Regions from separate parts of the Homo sapiens genome. Here region 1 is linked to region 2. A link is a loop called in an ENCODE intact Hi-C map of the cell type or tissue named here. Cell type or tissue: PC-9. All regions are shown on one strand. Links, peaks and the distances in the headings refer to the core of each region. The heading gives the core; the rest is flanking DNA.

Region 1 (8,697 bases), core at 241-8,240, 430 kb before region 2:
GGCATGGCTGGGACCGAGGCGGAGGGAGTGGTGGGAAATAAGCCGAGAGACAGAGCAGAGCGAGTGTCCTCCTCAGCCATCAAAGCACTCAGCCTTCTCTCTGTCGTGTGGGAAGCCGGTGAATCCAGGACAGGACCACTGTCTTTTTTTTTTTTTTCGAGACAGGGTCTCACTCTATCACCCAGGCCAGAGGGCAGTGGCACGATCTTGGCTCACTGCAACCTTCGCCTCCTGGGTTTAAGCGATTCTCCCACCTCAGCCTCCCAAGTAGCTGGGACTACAGGCGCCCACCACCACGTTGGCTAATTTTTGTATTTTTTGGTAGAGACGGGGTTTCACCATGTTGGCAGGCTGGTCTTGAACTGCTGACCTCAGGTGATCCTCCTGCCTTGGTGTCCCAAAGTGCTGGGATTACAGGCTTGAGCCACCGTGCCTGGCTTCTGCTGTCATTTTAGCAGTAGCCCGCCAGCGAGAGCAACGGGACATCTTTGGGGAGGGGTTTTGCTGCCCGTGGGCTAGGGGAGGTCCCCAAACGCTGGTGGGACCTCGACCTCAGCTGGTGTCCAGGCTCTTGATACTGCCACGGGAAGGAATTCAAGGATGAGTCAGAAAATAGTGAAAAATATGGAGATTTATTGCAAAGTGACCAGTACACACTTGAGAAAGGGAAAGGCAGGCATACTCCAGAGAGAGTGGCGTGCAAGGGGGTTTGGGGCCTGCTACCTTTATGGGCTTCTTTAAGGGGTGGGATATTCCTGAAGATTCCCAGAAAAAGGTGGAGATTTCTCAGAAATGTGGTGCCACCTGTTTTTACACTAAATATTGGTGTTCCTGGAACGGCCGTGGCACTGGTGGGTAGAGGATTGAGGATGTTAATGAGTGGACAGTGAGGTCCCAGGTGAAACTGGGTCAAATCCAGCACCATGTTGGGTCCAGTTGGTCTTAGCCAGCTTGGCCCACATCCTGATGTTTAGGGTCTTGTGGGCCCCTAGCTTATGCAGTTATTTCAACATTTTTTTTTCTTTTTTGCTAGTCCCGTGAAACTGCTGCCTGGAATTTTCTGTTCTCCTGCTACCACCTTGTATTATTCCTGTTTGAGTTTTCTTGAAGAAATAGCAGTTGAGCTGGGACCTGAAGAAGTGGGAGAGGTCAGCCAGGCTAGGGATGGGGGAGAAACGGCAGGCCAGGGAAGGCTGGGTCTTCAGGAAGACAGAGGAGGTGCTGGCCAAAGGTCTGGAGGTCAAGCCTCGCGCTGCATCTGATCTTGCCCTGGCGCCCTGCCCACCTGGAAGTCCTATATGGTTCCTCGTCCCCCTGCCCTCAGGCATCCCCCACCCCCAGTGATGTAGCTGCTCGGATATCCACTGGCTGTCTCCCTCAACCCCAGCATTGATTAGACCCAGACTGAAAGTGGGACTTGCTCAAAGCCGGCCCAGACCCCTGAGGTTGCCGTACCGTGGAGTTTCCTACCATAACAGAGCTGCTTTCAAAAACTCAGCATTGGATGGCTCTGTGTCCTTTGGCAGCAAGGCCTGCAGGTGGCAGCGTGGAGATGGCTCAGGGAGTGTGTTCTGTAGTGGAAACAGAAGTGCTGCTCTTGATTGGGGGAGCAAGGGCGTGAAGATGCTGGGTCTGCTCTGATCTCAGGGCTGGCTTGGGCTGGGGAGAAATCTATTCTGACCCTCTGGGCCAGGCCACTGAGAAGCTACCTCTCTGATATGGACGTGGTCAGCCTGCCCTGGACCCCACACACCGGTCTGTCTCCTTCCCAAACAGCTGCCTGTTCTACCAGCCTCCAGAAACTCAGCTCTGCTTCCGGCTGAAAAGAATCTGCCCAGGCAGAGCAGGAAGCGTGTGGCGTCCTCTGCCCAGCTCCACCTTGTGCGAGCAGGTGTCTCCTTTGTGGATATTGCTCTCAAACCTGGTGATTGATTTGAGACCTGAGGCCAAGGTCATATTGCAAATAAGTTCAGAAGTACTTGAATGTAAAAATGCTTCTGTCAGCCTTTAGCCTGACTGTGAGCAGTGTCTCATGCTTATAACCAGACTAATATGATAACATGAAACTCACAAGGCCGTCGTTAGGTTATGTCTGCAGTTGAGGCGGTAGATGGCAAAGTGTGTAAAAAGGCCCCCTGCCTATCTGGAGGCTCATCACTGCATCAGCCCACATCCCCTGACTGTGGTGGTGACTTGTCAAAGGAGGAAGGCGGAATGACTGTCTGGGAATGTCAGAGGAGTCCAGCATAGCTGGGTAGAACTGCGTGCTACAGTTGGAAACTGGGCATTCGTTGGTAGTATGAACCGCAACTTCACCCAGGTGAAAGTAGTTTTTAACTGTTTCAAGCATCTCAGATCAGCAAGTCAGTTGTGTTTGGGTGTTTTCAGATGTTATTGTGAATCCTGAGAAAATACGATTAATCTGTGCCTCTTTCTGGTAACTTTTTTCTTATTCTAAGTCAGAAGTGCAGAGCAGGGTGGCATAGTCGGTATTCTCATCTCAAATTTGCACTTCCTATGTATTCTTTTAAATTTAGACACAACCAATTGGGTGCGGTGGCTCACACCTGTAATACCAGCACTTTGGGAGGCCGAGGCAGATGGATCAGGAGTTCGAGACCAACCTGGCCAACACAGCGAAACCCCATATCTACTAAAAATAAAAAAAAATTAGCTTGGTTTGGTGGTGTGCACGTGTAATCCCAGCTACTCAGGAGGCTGAGGCAGGAGAATCGCTTGAACCCAGGAGGCAGAGGTTGCAGTGAGCTGGGATCGCACCACTGCACTCCAGCCTGGGTGACAAGAGTGAAACTCTGTCTCAAAAAAATAAAAATTAAAAATTAAATGTAGACACAGCCTAGGAAGTTTCTCAACTTAGAATCATTGCCGGGGCCAGTTTTTAGAGGACTGGGCTGGCCCTGCCGAAGTGGGCAGGCCAGTATGTGTAGCATCACAGTTCATGTTTTATCTTTATGGGCCTTCTACGTTTCCAGTGGCCCCAAATTCACAGGTGTTTCCACTACATGCTGCCAACAAAGGCAGAGCTCAGCCGTGTTTCACACTTTCAGTCTGGAAGCAAAAATATCAGGGCCATCTCTCCCTCATGTTTTAATGTCTCTGGTCAAATGGGGGCACTCAACTCATCAGAGCATGTTCACAAGCCCTGAGACTTGATCCCTGTATGAGCGAGTTATTCTTTTTTTTTTTTTTTTTTTTTCTGAGACAGAGTCTCACTCTATAGCCCAGGCTGGAGTGCAGTGGCACAATCTCACCCACTGCTGCCTCCGCCTCCCCAGTCCCAGTTCAAGCAATTCTCCTGCTTCAGCCTCCTGAGTAGCTGGGATTATAGGCATGTGCCACCATGCCCAGCTAATTTTTGTATTTTTTTAGTAGAAACAGGGTTTCACCATGTTGGCCAGGCTCGTCTTGAATTCCTGACCTGGTGATCCACCCACCTCACCCTCCCAAAGTGCTGGGATTACAGGTGTGAACCACCATGTCTGGCCACAAGCAAGTTATTGTTATCGGAGAAAAGCATCACCCAACAGCACAGCATCTGATAAGCACATTTGGGCTTCAGTTCTGTATTTGTTCAGCCAGAGAGCTGAGTGCATGTCCTGTGCCAAGCACTGTTAGAGTTGGGAATCTAGACACAGCTGGCAGTGTCACAGGGTGAACCCCAAAATTGGGGTTCAGCCTAAGAGGCCACATGGGTTCTTGGCTTTGGGCGGGAGGGAATTCAAGAGCAAACCTACAGAGTAAAGTGAAAGCAAGTTTATTAAGAAAGTAAAGGAATAAGAGGGTGGCTACTCCATAGGCAGAGCAGCCCTGCAGGCTGCTGATTGGCTATTTTGGTGGTTATTTCTTGATCAAATGCTAAACGAGGGGTGGATTATTCATGAGTTTTCTGGGAAAGGGGCAGGGAATTCCTGGAACTGAGGATTCCCCTTTCACACCATGTAGGGTAACTTCCACATATTGCCATGACATTTGTAAACTGTCTTGGTGCTGGCGGGAGTTTCCTATAGCATGCCAATGTATTATAATTAGCATACGATGAGCAGCCAGGAGACCTGAGACTGCTTTCATTGCCTTGTTGATTTTGGCGGGTTTTGGCTGGCTTTGCCACAGACTGTTGTATTAGGGGTTCTTTGTGACCTGTATCTTGTGAAACCAGTCCTGCTGAATTCCTGTATCAGCAGGGGCTCCTCCTGCAAATGCAGAGGCTCCCCAAGAGAGCACAAGGGGGCTCAATCAGTACTTGTGGGATGAAGGCATGGTGGTGCTCCAAGAGGGACGACGGATGATTCCTCGGAAGCCTTCTCTGCTGCTGATCCATAGTAAAGCCCCTTGAGTGCCTTCCTTATCTCCTTCACCATCATCTTGGTAACCACCAAGGTGTTGACTGGAGTGAGTTCCTGGAAAGAGCTCCAGAGCTAAGGTCTGCTGCACTAGGGAGGGAGGTGCACCCTCTCATTAAGAATGGGCAGGCGTGGTGGCTCATGCCTGTAATCCCAGCACTTTGGGAGGCCGAGGTGGGCGGATCACCTGAGGTCAGGAGTTCGAGACCAGGCTGCCCAACATGGCGAAACCCCATCTCTACTAAACATACAAAAAAATTAGCCATGCATGGTGGCGAATCCCAGCTACTCAAGAGGCTGAGGCAGGAGAATCGCTTGAACCTGGGAGGCGGAGGTTGCAGTGAGCTGAGATCGCGCCACTGCACTGCGCTTCAGCCTGGGCAACAAGAGCAAAACTCCGTCTCAGAAAAAAAAAAAAAAAAAAAGAATGTATCCAAGGCAAGAATCATTGCCCTAGGGCTCAGGGATGTGGCTGTGGAGGTCTAGCCAGGGACCAGGGTCCTGGACCTGTCAGCAGCTGACGCTTCTTACAACTAGCTCCTTCCCGTCAGGCAGATGTTCAAAATTCGGAGTCTTGTGCTGGGAGACTCAGCCCACTCCAGGCTTCTCCAGGGCTCCTTCGGTGACAGTGAGACTTCCCGTGGGTTTACTGACCTTCCTTTTTCTGCTGAGCCCTTTTACCTTTTGCCTTTGACATGGACTCTGAGGCCCTGGTGAGAGTCGTGAGGGCAGGGCCCCCTCTAGAGCTTCTAAAAACTCCTCTGGTAGCTCGCCCACCAGGCAGTGACCAGATATTCTTCAGGCGCAAAGGGCGCCTTGTGCTCCCTTTCTTTTTTTTTTTTTTTTTTTTTTTTTTTGAGACAGAGTCTTGCTCTGTCGCCAGGCTGGAGTGCAATGGCGCGATCTCAGCTCACTGCAACCTCCGCCCCCCGCCCCCCGGTTCAAGCGATTCTCCTGCCTCAGCCTCCCACGTAGCTGGGATTACAGGCACGCACCACCATGCCCAGCTGATTTTTGTATTTTTGGTAGAGACGGGGTTTCACCATGTTGGCCAGGCTGGTCTCAAACTCCAGACCTCAGGTGATCCACCCGCCTCGGCCTCCCAGAGTGCTGGGATCTCTTCTTATGCACATCACCATGTCTTTTTGTGAGTTCAACTCTTGATTTAAAAGAAAAAAAAAATCAAAAAAAAAAAAACAACCCAACCCCTGTTCTTACTGTGCATTTGAAAATAGCGATGAATCATCCCAATGGCTTTGCCATTTTAAGCAGTTCCTCTCCAGAGAACATTTTCCTCCCTTTTGGTGTGGGTACAAGTTTTCCTTTATGCAGATTAATTTTAAATTGGAAAATCTACAAATACAAAAAGCATCAGTACACAGTTTATTTCCTTTATTATGTTCATGGACCCGAAGCACTGTTTTTCCCAAGAAGTCGACTTTGACATACTGGAATTACAACCAACCAGCCCTTCACGGATCCCCACGCATCAATTCTAGGTTGACTGTGTAAAGAGTTGTCTCTTAATAGGGAGAGCAGTTTTCTGCTACCTTGCTGACTTTCCCTGTAGGGTGAGTGTAGCTGCTGATATCTGAACAGGTACTCAATTCTCACCCTTTGTTCCTTTTCTCACCCCATCCCACCTCCAAGCAAACATTAAACTCAGTTACAACACGGTGGTTTCTGTCACTCTTTCCCCAGAAAAATGACCCACGTGTTTCCCATTTGTGCTTGTTATTTAGAAAGCCAAACTTGGCCCTGCTGGCAACAAAGTCATCAGTCCCTCTGAAGACAGGAAACAACCTTCCAACAACCTTGACCGAGTGAAACTCACGGACTTCAATTTCCTCATGGTGTTGGGAAAGGGGAGTTTTGGAAAGGTAAGAGGACAGTCGTCTGCAAATTGCAGGGGCTTCTGCAGAGAATGTCGAATCAGTTTTGTTCTCCTCGTAGTTTGCAGAATAGCACATTAGATTTCCCTGTGATTCAAGGTCAGGAGATCAAGACCATCCTGGCTAACACGGTGAAGCCCCATCTCTACTAAAAATACAAAAAATTAGCTGGGCATGGTGGTGGGCGCCTGTAGTCCCAGCTACTTGGGAGGCTGAGGCAGGAGAATGGCGTGAACCTGGGAGGCGGAGCTTACAGTGAGCCGAGATCGCACCACTGCACTCCAGCCTGGGAGACAGTGAGACTCCGTCTCAAAAAAAAAAAAAAAAAAAGATTTCCCTGTGATTTGTACAGTCATCCAGAAGACCACCAGGATGGCTAAATGGTAGAAAGGAGAGGTTTATTGGTGGTATCAGTTTGCAAACCCATAAAAGAAAGTCTATGGTGTGAAATGAAGGTGCCCTCTCTTTGAGGAGAGAAAGGGCAGGTTGGGTTTTATGCCTCACAGGGTCCATGTTACACAGTAGAGTCATCCATATTCAACAGGTTTGGGGGGAAAGCTTGACTTATCTGTGAGGGAAGCCTAGCACAGGCACAATGGATGAACATATATGTAACATGCATCTTATGTTCACTTTGGGGTGGGGACTTAGCATTAAAATGAGGTGGAATTTGCCTAGGCATGGTGGCTCATGCCTGTAATCCCAGTACTTTGGGAGGCCAAGGCAGGTGGACCACTTGAGGTCAGGAGTTTGAGACCAGCCTGGCAAAAATGGTGAAACCCCATCTCTACTAAAAATACAAAAATTAGCTGGGTGTGGTGGTGTGCACCTGTGATCCCAGCTACTCGGGAAGCTGAGGCAGGAGAATCGCTGGAACCTGGGAGGTGGAGGTTGCAGTAAGCCAAGATCATGCCACTGCACTCCAGCCTGGGCAACAGAGGGAGACTCCGTCTCAAAAAAAGTAAATAAATAAAAAAAGGTGGAAGTTGGCTCTTTAGATCAAAAGGTGAACCACAGGACCCAAAAACAGTTTGTGTGCAGGCTCTGCAAGCTGCTGAAACTGGCTTCAGGTCTGCAGTTGCATCACAGAAAAGAATGTTTGTAAGGCCAGTTCTCTGTCCAGTCCAAGTCATAGTGATCTGAGTTGTCAATCAAAGTTAGGAGGGGCCTGATAGCTCCTACTGCTAGGGAGTTTAGCGAGAGTGGTTTATCTTGTAGCTGTAGGGATTTAGAAATTTGCCATGCCAGCTGGGCCCTGAACCCTCAACCCATAGATAACTATTTCCTTAACTTTAATGTTACCAGAAAGGGGTCCTGATCCAGACCCCAAGAGGAGGGTTCTTGGACCTCAAGCAAGAAAGAATTCAGAGCGAGTCCACAGAATAAAGTGAAAGTCAGTTTGTTAGAGAAGTAAAGAAATGAAAGAACAGCTACTCCATAGGCAGAGCAGCAGCATGGGCTGCTTGACTGAGTATACTTAGAGGTATTTCTTGATCGTATGCTAAACAAGGGTTTTATTATTCATGAGTTTTCTGGGAAAGGGGTGGGCAATTCCCAGAACTGAGGCTTCCTCCATCTTTTAGACTATATAAGGTAACTTCTGGGCATTGCCATGGCATTTGTAAACTGTTGGGGTGCTGGTGGGAGTGTCTTTTCACATGCTAATAATGCATATAATGAGCAATGAGGGTAGCCAGAGGTTATTCTCATCGCCATCTTGGATTTGGTGCGTTTTGGCTGGCTTCTTTACTGTATCCTGTTTTATCAGCAGGGTCTTTCTGACCTGTGTCTTGTGATACTAGCCCTGCTGACCTCCTATCTCATCCTGCGACTAAGAATGCCTGACCTCCTGGGAATGCGGCCCAGCAGATCTCAGCCTTATTTTTCCCATCCCTTATTCAAGATGGAGTCACTCTGGTTCAAATGCCTGCGACATTAGGGTCCATCTTAGTCGCTAAAGAGGCATTTATTTGGTCTCTCAGATCAGAGTGCACAGTCCTCACCTGGTTTCTACTTCCTTAAAAGCAACTGCATCCAAAAAGCTATAGTGGGTTCACTGTGTTGTTACTATTTCTCAGTGTTCAGAACAGAAGGGATGCTCAGAAATGCTGGTTGATGAATAGTTTTCACAACTAAAAATTAAATGTTCACTTGTAGTAAGCAAATACAATCATTAAGAGATACTGACATGGGGTCTTCAGCAATTTGCCTGTATCTCCATTCGGTTTCTGTGGCCCCACATTTCATAGACGCAGGAACTGATTTCAAGTCTAGGTTCTTGACTTGAGAGATTATAAATGTCAGTCAGCTTTCACTCTAAGGATACTCCTGAAAAATGTGCATTATTCCAGACTAATCCTGATAGAGAATGTTGAGTATTCATTTTAGCAGCCAAAATAGTGCCATTATGTGGCAGTGGCCTATACCATTTACAAATCTTGGCA
Region 2 (8,697 bases), core at 336-8,335:
AGCAAAATCTGGTGCTTAATTGGCATGCCTTCAGTTAGTCTAAAATTTTGGTAATAATTTCCTTTTCTCAAAGAGCCACCATTTGTTACTAGGCTCTTGTCTCTTACTTTGTATTAATGTTTCTCAATTTTATGGCCTCTGCACATTTTACTAGAGCAAACTTAAATTATTTTTGGAAGCAAACCAAAAAGGTTTTTAAAAAGAGTAATTATTAATATTTTGGCCAGGCGTGATGGCTCACGCCTATAATCCAAGCACTTTGGAAGCCTGAAGTGGGTGGAACACTTGAGGCCAGGAGTTCAAGACCAGCCTGGCCAACATGGCAAAACCCCGTATCTACTAAAAATACAAAAATTAGCCTGGCATGGTGGCAATGCACCTGTAGTCCCAGCTACTTGGGAGGCTGAGGCACAAGAATCACTTGAACCCAGGAGATGGAGTCTGCAGTGAGCTGAAATCACACCACTGCACTCCAGCCTGGGTTACAGAGTGAGACTCTGTCTTAAAAAAAAATAATAATAATTTAAAAAGTAAAATAAAAGAGTAATTCTTTTTATTGTCTGATACTAATTACTAAGTAATTTTTTGTTTCTTTGTTTTTCTTAGACATTGGAATTCTATTATAGTAATAAATCTTGAAAATTGCTATTAAAAGTCAGCTTTAAATATTGATTTCTTAAATAAGAAAAATACAAGCCTGAAGTTGATAATCATTTTTTATTAAAAATCATATCAAAACATGTTTTTAAATTCTTCGAACCAAAATTGAGTTCATTTTTCCATTTTTCATTCAATTCAAGACCATGCTTGTAAGTGGTATTTGGTGAGGGGGAAATTTTACACAATGTAGATAATCTAGACTTGGCAGAAGAATTATAACCTCTATATCATAAGCTATGTATAATCATTTTCTTAAAAGGCAAGCACTGGCTCACATAAAAACATCTCTGGATGCATCAAAGTTAATCATGAAAAAAATCCTAATGATTTCTGATCCTGGCCTACCTGTCTAAATATCAACTTACTGGTAAGCAAATACTAAAGAAAAACTATGCAGTTATGAGCCACATTTTAAAACTAAAATTCCACCCATCCCCCAGATGAGCTATTAAATCTGATAGTAGAATAAAGGCATTTTCAGATATGCAAGAGCTAAAAAACATTACCTCTTACGAACTTTGTCAGAAGGGTTGAAAGCACTAGTTAAGTGTGTGTACAAAAGGATGTGCACCATCAAAACAAGGTAGAAAATCAAGAAAGAGGAAGACCTAAGATCCAGGAAATGGGATCTAATATAGGAGAGAAGAAAAAGAAATTCCAAAATAATGGCAAAGAGAAGTATCAGCATAACAAAGAACAACCAGTTCAGAAAGGAGGAGCAAGTGAAATCCAGAAGGGGAGTTTCCAGGAGAAAAAAACAGCACTGACAAATTATCTAAGAGCTGTAACAATGAAGACTTGTTGTGGCAGGTATTTACAGGGTTACTTAGGGTGTAAAGACCTGATTAGATGTTCAAAGAAAATAAAGCAAATGAAAAACAGTAAGTATTATTAATGCTAGAACAAATCCAAAAATGTATATGAAAGGAAATATGCATATTATTTGTTAGGAGCAAATAACTTACAGGATCATAATAATAAACACTAAAAATGAAGCTACCATACACTTTGGGAGGCCGAGGCGGGCAGATCACCTGAGGCCAGGAGTTCGAGGCCAGCCTGGCCAACATGGCAAAACCCTGTCTCTACTAAAAACACAAAAGTTAACTGGGCGTGGTGGCGTGTGCCTGTAATTCCAGCTACTTGGGAGGCTGAGGCAGGAGAATCGCTTGAACCTGGGAGGCAGAGGTTGCAGTGAGCCCAGATAGCCCCACTGCACTCTATTTTGGGCAACAAAGCAAGACTCTGTCTTAAAAAAGAAAAAAAAAAAAGAAGCTACAATAGAAAGTCAACAAATATCCAAAACCAAATTAAGACATAACAGTTGATATATGTATGTGTGTGTGTATATATTATACATATATACACATATAATTTTTATTTTTATGTATTATATATTCATAATTTGTTATATAATATATACACACATAATTTTTATATATTATATTTATAATTTAGAAAAATGGAAGTATCAAAAGAAACTGCTAAAAAAGTAAAAAATTCCCTTGGGAATGATATTTGGTGAACAATGGCTAGGTTAATTAAAAAAAACAAAACATTTTTTGCTACCAACTTTAAAATACAACATGACCTTTTGTAATAGTGTATGCATGTGATTTTTTAATAAATATAAATACTAATCTAAAACAAAAGCTAATTATTTGAGTCATTATGAGAAAAAAAATTACCAATATTTGAATTTAACCTGTCACTTACAGGTGGCTTTTTAAAATTAAAATTATCTAGTTTCTCCCATATAAAAAGAATATTTACTTAAATCCTCATATTCTCCCAGCCACTGCCCAACCTCTCCCCTCCTTTCACAGCCAGGCTTCTTAGAAGTATTATCCAGATTGTTCTCTCCAGTTACCAACCTCCTATTCACTCCTCTAAACATTCAACATGGCTTACCCTCCATCTAATCAAGGGACATAAACAACTTCTACATCACTAAATCACATCGATGTTTCCAGGCCCAGCGAGTTACCTGACTTGGCAGCATGCAAAGTTCCGCTGTTGCTCCCTCCCAGGAACTCTCCCCTCAGCTTCCATGACTCAAGCTTTCTCTGCTTCCCTTCTAACTCTCCAGCCCTCCTCTCCCCTAACAATCTCATCTATGCTCACGCTTCAATCACCACCAATACCCTAGTGACTCACACATTTTCTCTCTCCAGCCAAGACCTCACCTCTGAGCTCCAATTAATATTTCATTGTAAAATTGAAAAAAAAAAAGTGGTTTTTCAAATTACTCATTTATATAGTATGGATATTTGTTCCCATCAAAATCTCACGTTGAAATGTAATCCCCAGTGTTGGAGGTAGGGCCCAGTGGGAGGTGTCTGAATCATGGCGGCAGATCCCTCATGAAGGGCTTGGGCCATCCCCTTGATGATAAGTAAGCTTTTGCTCTGAAATCTGGTCTTAAAAGTGTGTGGCACCTCCCACACGTACACTCACTCTCACTTGCTCCTGATTTCACCATGTGACATCCTGCTCCCCCTTCGCCTTCCACCACGATTGTAGCTTCCTGAGGCCTCCCTAGAAGCTGAGCAGATGCCAGCACCATGCTTTCTATAAAGCCTGCAGAACCATGAGCCAATTAAACCTCTTTTCTTTATAAATTATCCAGTCTCAGGTATTTCTTTATAGCAATGCAAGAACGGCCTAATACACTCATCAACTAACTCCAAGCACCTGCTTCTTCCTCAAAGAGGGGGGAAAAAAAGAAAGAAACTGAAGTTCTAAGTCTCACTGCTGACGTTTTCACAATTACCTTGGAAAGCTACCTCAAGTTGAAGCTAGTAAGAATACAAAGCTTGATCGCTGAGCCAATTTTCTTGAAAGCATAATATTCTAGTCCCAACTTTTAAAAGATTTTAAAATATTCTCTGTACTTTCATTTTGTGCAACATTTAAGTTAGACACTGTCTAAAAGATTATTTAAAACACAGCCAACATTTTTTTAAAATTGGAGAATTGACGGTAACAAGACAGTTTCAAGTTCACAGTATAAAATATAAGTAATACCAATTAAGGAATTTACATATTTTCCAGAAAGAAACCAATCCACATATCCCACACGAATTATAAGAGAGAGTCTGGTAATATATAATTTTAATTCACTGAAATTTTATTCCTGTAGTAAATTTATATGCAACAAATAACCCCCAAAATGTTATTACTTAAAAGACTATGAATAAGAATGACCTGATCACAGAAGAATATGCTTCTTTGAAGATCAATATAAAACAACAATTACCTTCCATTTTCCCAGAAAGCAGGAAATACACCCCTCCATAGATGACCTCTATCTGCAAAGCCATAAATCTGCCAGAACCAGATACTGATCTTGAGAACCACACACAAAAATATTTTCCCCTCTATTCCATTTTAAAATCTTCTAGTTCTAGTGAAGAAGTAAAAACTGAAACTAAACATGATCTAAAATGGTTTCTAAAATCTCCATCTCCAAATATTTTAAGTTCAGCTCAACTCCTGGCAACTAAAAGAATTTTACAAATTTTAACCATGAAGTATGTATATTTAAGCACATTTACAACTGTATTCACTATGTAATGTTTTGACTATTTTCACACTATAGCACTTTCCAGGGCCTGTTCCAGCCTATATCATGAAGAGAGCAAACTCTTCATGAGCCTTGCTCCCTAGAGACACCCATCTTCATGGTCATGAGCAGACACTTAGTGCCCTCTTGTGTTCTTTCCTCTGCATCCTGGGACAATTCAGATAAAGCTAATCTTCCCAGAGCACTCAGTCATTCTAATCTTCTCTATTCCATTTCACATGCCTCCCATGTTTGTTGTCTATTAGAAAAATTATAAATTAATGAGTTAATGTAATAATAGTGCTAATAAATCTGAACTCAATGCATGAATATTCTTAAGAAATACATTTGCAAGTTAACACCTTTCCCAAAGAGAAAAACTATGGCAAAAATGCAGGACTACATAAAGAAAATATTTGGGAAGTCAGGCTTTTTCTTACTTTATTCCATTTACTAAATGAAATCACATGAAATTTGCATTTGAATATATTTATAAATGTTTTTCCATCTTGGGCTGAACCACTTTCGAGACTTACAGACAGGTGTAAGTCTCTCTGTAAGTTAAAGGGCGAGTCTCGATACTTGGGCCACAACAACTATACATGTACCCTACTGAACATAACTTCTTATTCTGCATATCTAGATGCACCACATGTTTGATTATAACCTCCAAAAAATAATTTTACATGGAAAAAGCTAAATATAAGCTAGTCGAGTGACGGATTTAGTGTTCATCAGCAACAGCTCTACAGCCCCAAGTGTCAAATGACCTATGCTAAGTCGACCGAGATTTGAGGGGGCTTTACTCCACTGTTTTCACACCAAGTACACCACGATAACTGAGAAGGTCACACTTCCTATGTAACACACACATGCTCACTCTACCAACAATATAAGTGAACAAAACAACTTATATCATTAAAGTAAGAACACCTATAGCAAAAATGCTAACTACTCAACTTTCACTTACAAGCTCAGAGATTAGATTCTGAAGCAAACTATTTATTGATGAATGCATCCTTCAATAAATACCATGTTTTCATTTACAGTGATAGTGATTGTATATATGTAATATTTTCTCATTAAATACAACCAGATTCTATTTAAAATAATTACTGCTTCTTAATCTTCCAAAGTAAAAATAAAATATGGCATAAAAACCCGTGTTAATGGGTCACACCACTTTTTTCCTCTTTTGTTTTTTTAATGGAACTCTAAGATCATTCAAACAGCTTTGGTTATGATTACTGAAGAATTAAATAACATAATTTCATTTTTCCATGCTTGAGCTCAAGTAGAAATAAAACGTTAGTGACTTATGATTCAAAAGTGCAGTTAGAAATTAATTTATAAACAATTGTATTCAAACAACCTAGGGCATGACATATTAGTTTGTAAAATGGCAAAACTAAACATTAATTCATATAACAATGAAAGCAAATGGTATAATAAATAACAATTTGATGATTCTTTATTGTTTTCTGAAGAAAAGGATTTTTATTCCCCCATATCCTATATTTAAGTACATTTCATGTCCATATATACTCAGAGGACCTTTCTATATCAACCTTAAATTTTCTTTGACACTTTGTCTCTTAAATGGTAGCAAAAGTTGTTAAATACCAGTCAAGTACATTTTGTTGCAGAAATCATTTCAGTATTTCATGTTTATCTAATGTGTAGCTTCTATGAAATTACCTGCATGATCACAGCCAAAATTTTATTTTCATAAAGAACTGTCCACTGCATGACTAATCTGCCATGCAAAATATGTTAGAATTTTTACTGAACTAGATTTAATTTAAGTTATCATATTTATATTATTTCATCATACTAGCTTTTAGAGGTACATATCAAAATCTACTCAGGTTGAAACAATACACACAAAACTTAAAAAAGGATGTCTTTCTCTTACTTAATGTTTAAGAAATGAATAGTCAAAGATTTTTACATTTTTCCTTAATTTAAACAGTTTCTTCAAAAGACATAACCTCTAAATGTCAATGCATAAAGACTTTGGTATTTCCAAAGTTACTAAAATCTTTACAGACACCTTTTCTTAAGAATAATAAAGTATGATACAGATACATAATAAGCCTTAAAAAAAATACCTGAGAGGTCTTGCCTGGGGATTGCCTGCTTCTACATATGGATGTAAATAATCCTTTATGTAGAGATCAGCAGCACTATTAGAATGGGTGCAAATGAGAATCCTGCTGAAATAAATGGTGCAAATAAAAAGAATGATAAAACACAAAACTATTCAAGCAGTATAATACCAAAAAAAAAAGCAGTGGCCATCCTAATATTATACAATTCCCTTACCCTACTCAGTAATCCCTAGCATTATTCAGTGATACCTTTAGGAAATTACACTACTCTTTAAGTTAAAAAGGAAGTACCCCAAAATTATTTTTAAGTCTATCATATAAAATATACACATATATTTAAACCCAAGTCTTCTGGCTCTAATAGATACCACAATTCCATAGCAAACTTGTTCTGATGGCTATTTAAAAACTATTTTAAAACTTACTGTCTATACTACCAATTCTAAAAACAGTATGTTTTAAGAGAATTCAAATTTTTAGTGCTCTGGGGTTTGGATTTACGGCTTTTCCTTTTCTCTTTTTTTCATGTTTAAGAGCTGCATGAAAACTGTCTTGCTAGCCCTCATTGTGTATTTAAAACAAGAACAGAGGTAGTATCCTACCAGGGAAATATGAGCACGCTTCCCACCCTCTCACCTAGTCTCCTGTTGCTGCAGAATATGTTTGACAGCCTGAGCTAGAGTGAACGTTTTGCCTGTCCCATAGGGTCCGATGATAAGCACAGGCGGCAGCTGGATTGCAAGTGGAGTGGTAATGGCCAGAACAGCCTCTTTCTGTTTTGCATTTAGTCGAGGATCCAACTGTTCATCCCATTGTCTATGGAAAATAAAAATTTATGTTAAACACATGCATCTCGTTAATAAATAGAACATAACACACGAGTATCGTGAATTTCAGTGAACCATTAAAACCACTGAAATAGCATAGCATCTATAAAAACAAATGCTTATTCTAAAGCTACTTTTTATAAAGTTACCCAACAGAGTCAGTGTAGAGTGTTTTAACGTGTAAATCAAAATTAATTTTATCTTGTCCTACACTACGTACAAAAAGATTTTGGTAACTAATCTAAGGAAATCACATACTTCGAATCTAGCTGCTGCCAGGTCTTTAAGTAGAAATGGCAATGTTTCAAAAATGTAATTTCCCTCTGTTACAAAAAAGCATCAGAAAACTTTTTACTGATATTAATTAAGTAGTAGGTTTTTTTGCATAACAAATGAAATGCAATAGGGAAACTATCTGAATTTCAAATTCTAATTATTTAAAAGATCTGTTGGTAAGGTTTAAAACAAGAGGAAAAGAACAAATCTGTATGTCCCTGGTTAAGAGATCCTAATTTTTACAAAGATCTTAATGTAGAAAATATTAAGTTTTTTAAAAAGGCATAAAAAGCCAAACAAAATAAAATGTTTTTTAATATTTTTGCACACACACACAAATAATACACATATTATATTGGTCAAAGTAGAGAACACCTGTCACAGTCGCACAGATGGCTACTGTAATGAGATCTATCTTACTAGTGTCCCTTCTATGACTTGGCTAAGTTTTGAAGATTTAAATGGACAGCAGATACTGAAACACATCAAACTGAGTGGAGAATCAACAGCATTCTTTCTCACAACTACCGTTAAAATACTATACGTCACAACAACTATGGTAAAAATGAGAGGGATGTGAATCAAAATAGTAAGGGTGTGTAAAGAAACTCTTAGAAAATTTAAAATAAAAGTGCCTGCAAAATAACCCTCAAATAGAGGACAGAGTTTAGACAGGAAAATTCTCTCTGTGAGGCTATATTGTACTTAAATCAGAAGGTGGTTATTTTTGAAAAATCTTAACGCTTTCAGTTTTCAAGAAATTATAACCTGGCCAGGCATGGTGGCTCATGCCTATAATCCCAGCATTTTGGGAGGCCAAGGTAGGAGCGTCATCTGAGACCAGCAGTTCAAGACCACCCTGAGCAACACAGCAAGACCCTATCTCTACAATATATATATAACTGTTATATTATGACATATAATCTCAAACCAACAAAATTCTCCTTAAAAAATGTAAAACCTTAGAAAACAAACTTTGACCATGTAATCATGCCAATATTTTTTCTGAAATTTGCCATTTGCTAAATCTCAAACATTTTATTTCAGAGTCCCTCAGCATTAACCGGCTTATTTATTCATAATTCTGCCAGTATCCAGCAATTTTCCATCTTCTATAAATGAAAAAACTGCTTCAGGTGATGGCTAAGTCCAGATCTAATGTATGTAGCATTAGATGAAATGGTTACCCTAAAACCATCCGAGGAGCCTTCTCCCCTGCCTTACTCTACTGTTGAGCCTAGCCAGCTCTAATGCTCCA

Evidence for each region. Peaks named below come from ENCODE experiments on the same cell type or tissue, not always from the same donor. Only the 100,000 strongest peaks of a DNase experiment are listed, where the experiment ranks them.
Region 1: it touches region 2 in a loop (11-fold over the local background); 15 of 110 quality-filtered maps call a loop at or near these places.

The regions. Positions count from the first base shown.
Region 1 is chr17:66,726,585-66,735,281 of GRCh38, forward strand. PRKCA (protein kinase C alpha) reads left to right here. Exons shown (of 17, transcript NM_002737.3): 9 at 6,104-6,241. Among named protein-coding and RNA genes, the nearest start is that of MIR634, 56 kb to the right of the region's middle. RefSeq lists an enhancer at 3,757-4,442. In PC-9, for the core only: CTCF peaks have their summits at 1,537 (motif pointing right) and 1,737; a DNase peak (open chromatin) is centred at 4,167.
Region 2 is chr17:67,153,925-67,162,621 of GRCh38, forward strand. HELZ (helicase with zinc finger) reads right to left here. Exons shown (of 33, transcript NM_014877.4): 16 at 6,973-7,152; 17 at 6,337-6,438. Among named protein-coding and RNA genes, the nearest start is that of HELZ-AS1, 87 kb to the right of the region's middle. In PC-9, for the core only: a CTCF peak has its summit at 4,391 (motif pointing left); no DNase peak of the experiment used is centred there.